Regions from separate parts of the Homo sapiens genome. Here region 2 is linked to region 1. A link is a loop called in an ENCODE intact Hi-C map of the cell type or tissue named here. Cell type or tissue: ovary. All regions are shown on one strand. Each heading gives the region's core, and the rest is flanking DNA. Links, peaks and the distances in the headings are about the cores only. Region 1 overlaps CACNB2 (calcium voltage-gated channel auxiliary subunit beta 2). Region 2 overlaps CACNB2 (calcium voltage-gated channel auxiliary subunit beta 2).

What was found. Peaks named below come from ENCODE experiments on the same cell type or tissue, not always from the same donor. Only the 100,000 strongest peaks of a DNase experiment are listed, where the experiment ranks them.
Region 2: it touches region 1 in a loop (2.1-fold over the local background); 10 of 110 quality-filtered maps call a loop at or near these places.

Annotation. Positions count from the first base shown.
Region 1 is chr10:18,222,992-18,227,386 of GRCh38, forward strand. The region is part of intron 2 of CACNB2 (calcium voltage-gated channel auxiliary subunit beta 2); the gene reads left to right. Among named protein-coding and RNA genes, the nearest start is that of CACNB2-AS2, 36 kb to the right of the region's middle. In ovary, for the core only: no CTCF peak of the experiment used is centred there; DNase peaks (open chromatin) are centred at 1,721 and 2,259; H3K27ac peaks cover 2,731 bases.
Region 2 is chr10:18,322,845-18,327,239 of GRCh38, forward strand. The region is part of intron 2 of CACNB2 (calcium voltage-gated channel auxiliary subunit beta 2); the gene reads left to right. Among named protein-coding and RNA genes, the nearest start is that of CACNB2-AS2, 64 kb to the left of the region's middle. In ovary, for the core only: no CTCF peak of the experiment used is centred there; no DNase peak of the experiment used is centred there.

The DNA.
Region 1 (4,395 bases), core at 289-4,288:
GTTAACTTTGTTGCTTTGAGTGTTCTGTGTGTTACATAAATGACTCAAAAATCCCATCTGACACAACTCCAGAAGGCTTTCTGGTTTGCTGTCAGTCATGGGCATATTTATGGGCATGACACACACACAGATGAGCCATTTAAATAGGATTTTGAGCATTGCTAATTTTGCTTCAGAAAGATTTGTTTGATTTTGATGCCTTTTGCTTAATCCCTACATATCTGGTCTTCAAATATGAACTATTAAATCATATATCCAACACCTTCTATATATGTAATACTGAATATTAATAATTGGCATAAATAATTACAACTCCACAGCACTGCAGAAGAGAATGTCATTAAAGAGGCTAGTCAGTAATATACATCCAGCCAATGTTTGTTGAATGAATAAATGAAATTTCATTTAGCATATTTAATTTTTGTGAAAGCAAAAGAGTATTACACTACTAATACATTCCTCTTGTTCCATGAATAATTATTGATTATTTAATGTATTTTACACGATTTTCAGGAGCAATCGTTATAGTAAAAATGTAGTAGTTTTTAATACTTATGCAGAAAAGCACATAAAACAGAATGCTCCTATGTTCCCTTCTTTTTACATTAGGAAACATTTTTTTCTTTATTTAAAAATGAAATTTTTCAGTATAAACTATTATATGGTAACTAACAAAACATTTAAAAGTACTACAGTCTTTTTCTTTCATCACCAGATACAACCACTATTAATATTTTAATTTCCTTTTTAGTTTTTAAAAATAAAGCTGTAATAATATTAAGGAGAATTTTTGTCTTCAATTTCAGAGACAGAATCCTATTGCAGAAATTTTATTTTTAAATTTTCCCTTTGTGTTGCTTTTCCCCCCAATAAAACAGAAACTGCTAGGCTCTTAGAAAATGGGAACTCTTCCATCTAGTGAAATATGTACAGAAAAATAGATAATAGGCAGCCTACCCCTTCTACTAACATATCACTGCATCTTAAACTAAGGGGTCTATTTTTTTTTTTTGTCCTGGGAAAAGTGGACTCATTTTCATATCTAGAATTAATGAGGTTTAGTTTGATAAGGACTGCTTTTAGGTGGCCCTAGAGATGAGTAATAAGGACAAATTAGATATAAAATAAAATATTACTCTTTTGCAATGTTTGCTTTTCCTAAACCTCTTAGCGAAAGTCTCTGCTGTTTCTTGTCTTTTTTGGCTAGAATGGTTTCTAGGACTATGAACAACTGCTTTAAACACAGCAAACTTTCTAACTCCTTTTTATCAGGCTTAAATATGATTAAGACCTACCTTCCGTGTGCCTTCTCCCTCCTCTTCCCTCCCTCTTTCAACTTCTCCCTTCAAAAAAAAAAAAATTCCAATTTCTTTGTAGTCTCAAAGCTCAGCTGATATGAAATCGATTTTGGGAAGTGAGTTTCATACAAAATTAAAGGAAATCCATTTTATTGAAGAAAATTACCCGGCTCCTTAAAGTTCCTCATTTTGTAGCTACTTTATACTTTCCAAAGAATTTCTTTCTCTAACCCACGAAGGGTTGGGACAGATGCTCATATTCTCATTTTACCCCAAGTTAGTTAGCAACTTGGATCAGGTTAAGAAGCTCGTTCTGATAGAACCTGGATGAGAACCTGGGCCCCCTAGTCTCCTGTGTCAGAGAGTAGGAGGTTATGCTTGGGAACAGAAGGCCTACGTCCCACAACCATGACCAGCCCAGCGTTTGTGGGAGTTCAGTCCAATATAGAATCACTCTTTCAAGGTAATAACTTTACTGCGGGCTTTTACGGCCTGCCGAGCCAAATCGAAGTCATGCCATCTCCAGATTGCAGGAGCAGAAACAGGTTAAAGGGCCTCAGTCCTCCCTTAAGGTGGCCTAAGCTCCGCCTCCTCCCTGCTACATCCTGACAGGCACATTCATCTATACCTCAGCCTGTCAATTTCCACTCCCTTTTTCAGGATGAGCCTAGTGTGGACACCAAGGTGTCCGCGTGTTTCGCTCTCTATGGCCCTTGTTCTTTTCTGATGTCAGCCAGCCCTCTGTTTGCTCAAGGCCAAGGCTACATAATTACTTAGCATGGACATTTCATTTCCTTCATTTTATGTGACCTGCTGTTTCTCAGGCTTTTGGCTGCACATAATAAGCTTTTTTTTTTTAAAGTGATCTATTGTATTTTTCCATGTTCTGTTGAGCTGGGAGGAGTCGGCAGAACCTTTTTAATATCAGATATTACAAAATCCCTGGCAGAGGATGGGGGATGGGGGAGGGTAAAGCCTGGAGAGACAGGGCTAAGCAGCTTAAAAACCACACCACTCACTTCCAGTTTATTAAGTCCCTACTTGATGCAAACTTTTCGTAGGTCACCTCAAAATATTACAACAGCCTTTCATGATAAATATTAGATGCCCCATTTTACAATGTAAGAAACTGAGGGTTTAAGAAATATGGCCTGGGTCCAGGACTGAACCAGGATTCGTGACACCACAGGCAGGCTCTGTGTTAGTCTTCATTCAAATAATTTTCTCTCTCTCTTTTCTTTTCTTTTTCTTTCTTTTCTTTCTTTTCCCTCCCTCCCTCCCTCCCTCGCTCCTTCCTTCCTTCCTTCCTTCCTTTCTTCCGTCGTTTCTTCCTTCCTTCCTTTCTTTCTTTTCCTTTCTTTCATCTTTTTGGCAGGGTCTCCCTCTGTCACCCAGGCTAGAGTGCAGTGGTGCCATCATAGCTCACGGCAACCTCCACCTCCCGGGCTCTAATGATCTTCCCACCTCAGTCACCCTAGTAGCTGGAACTACAGATGTGCACCATCACACCTGGATAAGTTTTTAAATTTTTGTAGAAATGGGGTCCCACTATGTTGCTCAGGCTGGTCTCCAGCTCCTGGGCTTAAGTGATCCTCCTGCCTCAGCCTTCCAAAGCACTGGGATTACAGGTGTGAAGCACTGGACCTGGCCTAATTTTCAAATATTAAAGACATGTTCTTAGTGGAGGGCAGGCTAGCATGATGAGAGATGCTTTTTTTTAATTTTCTTTTCTTTTCTTTTCTTTTTTTTTTTCTTGAGACAGGGTCTTGCTGTGTAGCCCGGGCTGGAGTGCTGTGGTGTGATCTAGGCTTACTGCAACCTCCGCCTCCTGGGCTGAAGTGATCCTCCCACCTCATCCTCCCTGGTAGCTGGGACTACAGGTGTGTGCCACCATGCCTGGCTAATTTTTGTATTTTTGGTAGCGAAGAGGTTTTGCCATGTTGCCCAGGCTAATTTCGAACTCCTGAGCTCAAGTGATCCATTCACCTCAGCCTCCCAGAGTACTGGGATTACAGGTGTGAGCCACCGCCCCCAGACGGATGGTTTTAAGTTTCTATTGACTGGCATCGGCTACTTCAGCAGAAGCTGGATCCATAATGCATTTTGTTAGCTTTGTAAGAGTTACAGTGAGATCTGAGTTAACTATTCCTTTTCCCAAATTACCCTAGTGATGTTTTAATGCTCCTTATAAACCAGTCCCCTGCTGTGGTTCCTTCATTTGGTATGACCCCAGGCTACACAGCCAGTAAGAGGCAGAGATGGGGATTTAAAACCTGATCTTCCTGTTTGTTGCTTCTACGATCTGCCGGCACTTCTTGAGATTCATGAGCGTGTGGCCGTATGATCACTAATGAATTAACTCAATCAATATCAATTGAATGTCTATTCTGTCTTACATTTGTATACTGTTTAATGGTTTACAAACAGTTTTTGCAGGTATAATCTCATTTAAATCTTACCCAGAAACCACAGGAAAGAAGTAAGCCAGGAAATATCAAACCACCCCAAGACACAGGCAGAATACAGCCAGGATTTTAACTCCTGTCTTTTAACTCCCAGTTTTGCCACACTGTACAGGTCTGCGGTTATTGGTGTCTCTTTCAGATGTTGCTACTATCCAGCCTGGGAATATGGAAAAAAAGTGGGGGAGGAGGGAGCGAGGGTTATTTAGCTGCACTTTCAAATCAAGGAGAATGGCCACTTAAATGAGACTATTTCTTCACCCATAGCTCTGAGGATGACATTAGCAGCCCACATTAGAGGCAGAAAAAGAAATCTCCCTTCTGAAAAGACCATAATGATAAAACAACACGTTTTCTGAAATGATAGGAAGAATTTTATGTCGAATATCGTAATGGGGTCAGTAGCACTTCTCAGAAGGGAGGTCAGCAAACTGGGTCTTGGTGAGTGCATCAGATCAAAGCAAAAGAAGGAGAAGGGGCAGTGCCTTCTGTACCGAGAGGAGGAGCAGAAGCACAGGCATAGCTGTGATCCAGAAGCGCAGATTTGGGGCCCCTGGTTGCTGGATGGCCAGGGGGAGGATTTGGTGTGGGCTGGGGAGTGGCTGGAGGCTCTGGAGGCTTCCATGTCAGAGGGT
Region 2 (4,395 bases), core at 163-4,162, 100 kb after region 1:
TCCTGCCTAAAAACATCAAGAAATATTTTTAATTTTTTTTTTTTTGGAAATGAGATGCCTATAGAAAATTGCAAGAAAAATGATAGCCACTACCTTAACTTTTATGGTGATATTCTTTTTTTTTTTTTTTTTTTTTGAGACAGGGTCTTGCTCTGTCACCCAGACTGGAGTACAGTGGCATGATCATGGCCCATTGCTGGCTTCTCCTCCTGGGTTCAAGCAGTCTCCAGCCTCAGTTTCCTGAGTAGCTGGGACTACAGGCACATGCCACCACACCCAGCTAATTTTTTTTTTTGTAGTGATGGGGTATCACTGTGTTGCCCAGGCTGGTCTTGAACTCCTGGGCTCATGCAATCCTCTCGCCTCAGCCTCCCAAGGTGCTGTGATTACAGGCGTGAGCCACTGCTCCTGGCCTCTCCTTGTTTTTCTTTATTATTTTTCCATATCTTTACACATCCCTAAGCAAAGTGGAGTGATTTTGCCTATTTTTGTATTTTGTATGTAAATGCAATCATATTCTAAGTATATATTTTTTGAGGGCTTGGTTTTTTTTTACTGAATATTACATTTCTGCATTTGGTCTGTGATATTTGTATAATATTCCATTTTAGAACCTATATCACAATTTATCCACTAAATGTTGGTGAACATTTAGTCTGTTTTTTAATTTTGGAACACTCATCGAATCATAGTATAGTAATGTTCATAAGTATGAATCTGAATAATCAAAAAAAGATTCACTTGGATTCCATATTTCCAGTGTAAGATTGTATGGAATTAGAGATTATTCTCCCCAGAATGGATCTCAATGTGATATTTTTGAGCAGTTAAGAGTGAGTCTCAATACTGGAAAATTCACTTACTTGGAATGTCCTAATGAAAAGAGATAATCACATTCAATAACTACACTGAACAGAAAGCAAAAAGTTGGAAAGCTTTATGTTGTTAATAGATTTTCCTATTTTCTCCATCCAGAAAATAAGTAGTGAGCTTCTTTCAGGCATGTTTTAAACTGTTACAATATGATTACACTTCTTTGAACACATTGAAATGAGACAACATAAATTCAGTCATCTCCATCTTAAAGTCATTTGTAGAAAATGGCATGTTATATTCCATGAATAGCCTGCTGATGTACAACAGATAAAACATTACACAAAATGATAGGGGAAAATACCATTTTAAACATCTAACTGATCATACGAATGAGTGTAATGGCTAGGAAGGCAAATGAATCTTTGATGATACACTTGCAAGGAATTTAAAAAATCATTCATTCACTCATCTGTCAACTATTAATTAGGTACCATCTATGTGTTTCTGTTCATGAGGAGCTTCGGCATTACAGGGAGGAGAATTATATATTAGATAAGTATTTGCATACATGGGGTGGCTGGTGCTATTATAAACAATATGCAATGGATAATGAAGAGAAGCTTTCTCTCTAGTAAGGTCAGGGAAGGCATCTGAAAGGAAGGAAAGTTTCCATTGAATTTAAAATATGGATTGGAGTTTGCCAGGAAGACAAAGAGGGAGGCCATTTCAGAATGCAGAAGTTTTGGTAGCCTTGCCAGTCGCAAATACTTACAGAATGAATGGATGATATTGGTAAAGGAATGTGCAAAGAGACATAAATAAGCCAATTGGGAAGTCCATAATATGGAATGCAAAGTAACAGAAATAATATGTTTTAAACAGTTAATGTTTATTCAAAACTTACCTGTGGGGTTGGGTGCAGTGGCTCACGCCTGTAATCCCAACACTTTGGGAGGCCGAAGTGGGTGGATCTCTTCTTAAAGTCCAGAGTTTGAGACCAGCCTGGCCAACATGGCGAAACCTCGTCTCTACTGAAAATACAAAAATTAACTGGGTGTGGTGGCATGCGTCTGTATTCCCATCTACTCAGGAGGCTGAGGCAGGAGAATTGCTTGAACCCAGGAGGCAGAGGTTGCAGTGAGCTAAGAGTGTGCCATTGCACCCCAGCCTGGACATCAGAGCAACAGAGCGTGACTCCATGTCAAAACAACAACAACAAAAACCTTACATGTGCCAGACACTATACTTAGCACTTTACATATGTTACTTATTCCTCACTCTTACGCCATGAAAGATGTGCTATTAGTATTAGCTTCATGAGCATGTCGCCTGTGCTGAGAAGGGCTCCACACTTGGATTACTGCTCTGCTATTATTCTGCTGTGATCCTTCATAATTTGGAACAAGGGACACCACATTTTCAGTGTGAACTGGGTCCCCCAGTCATGTAGCCAGAGCTAGTCCAGAGCATCCCCGTTTTTTAGTTGCAGAAACTGACCTACAAAGCAAAGTCATTTGCCTCAAACCTAGTTGGTTTTTGTCTTTTTAGGGACAGGATCCCACTTTGTCTCCCAGGCTAGAGTACAGTGGCTCAGTCATAGCTCACTATAACCTTGTCCTCCTGGGCTCAAGGGATCCTTGTGCCTCAGCCTCTCAGGTAGCTGGGACTACAGGCATGCACCACCATGCCCAGCTAATTTTTTTTTTAAATTTTTTGTAGAGATAGTGTCTTGCTACGTTGCCAAGGCTGGTCTTGAACTCCTGGTCTCAGGCAATCCTCCTGCCTTGGCCTCCCAAAGTTGCTGGTGTTACAGGCTTGAGCCACCACACCCAGATGAAACCTAGTCTGTCTGTCTTTCTTTCTCTTTCTTTCTTCCTTCTTTTCTTTTCCTTTTCTTTTCTTTCTTTCCTTTCCTTCTTTTTCTTTCTCTCTTTCTCTGTCTTTTTTCTTTCTTTCCTTTCTCTTTCTTTCCTTCTTTTCCTTTCTTTCCTTCTCTCTCTCTCTTTCTTTCTCTTTCCCTCCCTCCCTCCCTTCCTTCCTTCCTTCCTTCCTTCCTTCTCTCTCTTTCCCTTTCCCCTTCCCCTCCCCTTTCTTCCCTTTCCTTTCTTTCATCTGGCTCTATCACACAGCCTGGAGTATAGTGGCATAATCTCAGCTCACTGCAGCCTCCACCTCCCAGACTCAAGCCAACCTCTCACCTCAGCCTCCTGAGTAGCTGGGACCAGAGGCGCACACCACCATGCTCAGCTCATTTTTGTACTTTTTGTAGAGATGTAATTCCTCCATATTGCCCAGGCTGGTCTTGAACTCCTGGGCTCAAACTCCTGGGCTCCCAAAGCTGCTGAGATTATAGGCATGAGCCACTGTGCCTAGCTGAAACCTATTTTTTCTTCATGTTGATTCCTACGGTGTTAGTCCTATGCTAACCTGACTCTGTTGTCTTCTATTTTCAAGATAAATCATTAACAGAAGATATGAGCTACTACAGTTATTCAGAGTTAGTGTACAGAAACAGAAAAAAATAAAGCAGTTTTAAAAAGGAAAAAAATGGACTGAATGATTAGGAATAAATAAAACATGCAAATATTACCTTGAGTCAAAATTGGAATTCCAAAATGAATAATTAGTAGATGTAAGGCATTCCTCCAGTGTACTTCATGGCTTGAATTCAAAATCATGTTCCAAGGTAAATAAATCTGCTCCATCTTGTTTATCCAAAGGGCAGTTTGGTGTTGACTTAGTTCTGCTCTTTTTTGGTAACTTATTCAAGAAAAGCAAAGAGCAGAAAATTCGTGGTGTTTTAATCCAGGGAGAAGGAGCGGGTGGAAGTAAACAGAGTTCCTCCTTCATCAGACTTCGTCAGAACTGCTATGCCCTCTGACTGCATTAGATTAAATACTGCAAATAAATTGGATCCCATTTGGTACTTAATAAGCACAGCTCACTTGGAAGAAGTTTTACTTCAAGATATCTTCACTTTTCTTTGGAATATGACAGTTTACCCCTCTGACCACATGAACCTCTTCAAAATTTTATTTATGCTCCTTCATGTTAATTCAGAAAGTAGAAAGTAATAATTTTTTTGAGACAGGGTCTCACTCTGTTGCCCAAGTTGGAGTACAGTGGTGTGATCAGGGCTCACTGCAGACTTGACCTTCTGGGCTCAAGCAATCCTCCCGCTTCAGCCCTCCGAGTAGCTGGGACTACAGGCATGTGCCACCATGCCCAGCAATTTTTTGTATTTTTGGTAGAGACGGGTTTTTTTGCCATGTTGCCCTTGCTGGTCTTGAACTCCTGGACTCAAGTGATCCGCCCACCTCAACCTCCCAAAGTGCTGGGATTACAGGCGTGAGTCACTGCACCTAGTGAAAGTAATGATTTTTTTTTAAGCATTCCCATAGGCCACCCTTCCTTGAAGACTGATAAGTCAAATTTCCATGATATTAAAGAATGGTATCCTAGAACATTCCAGATTGGTTTTCATTCTGTTTGACTTAAAGATTTGAAATATGTTCTGATGTTATTCCAGAGCACCTGTGGATTTGAGGGTCCAAGAAAAGTGACCACAAAAGAGCATAC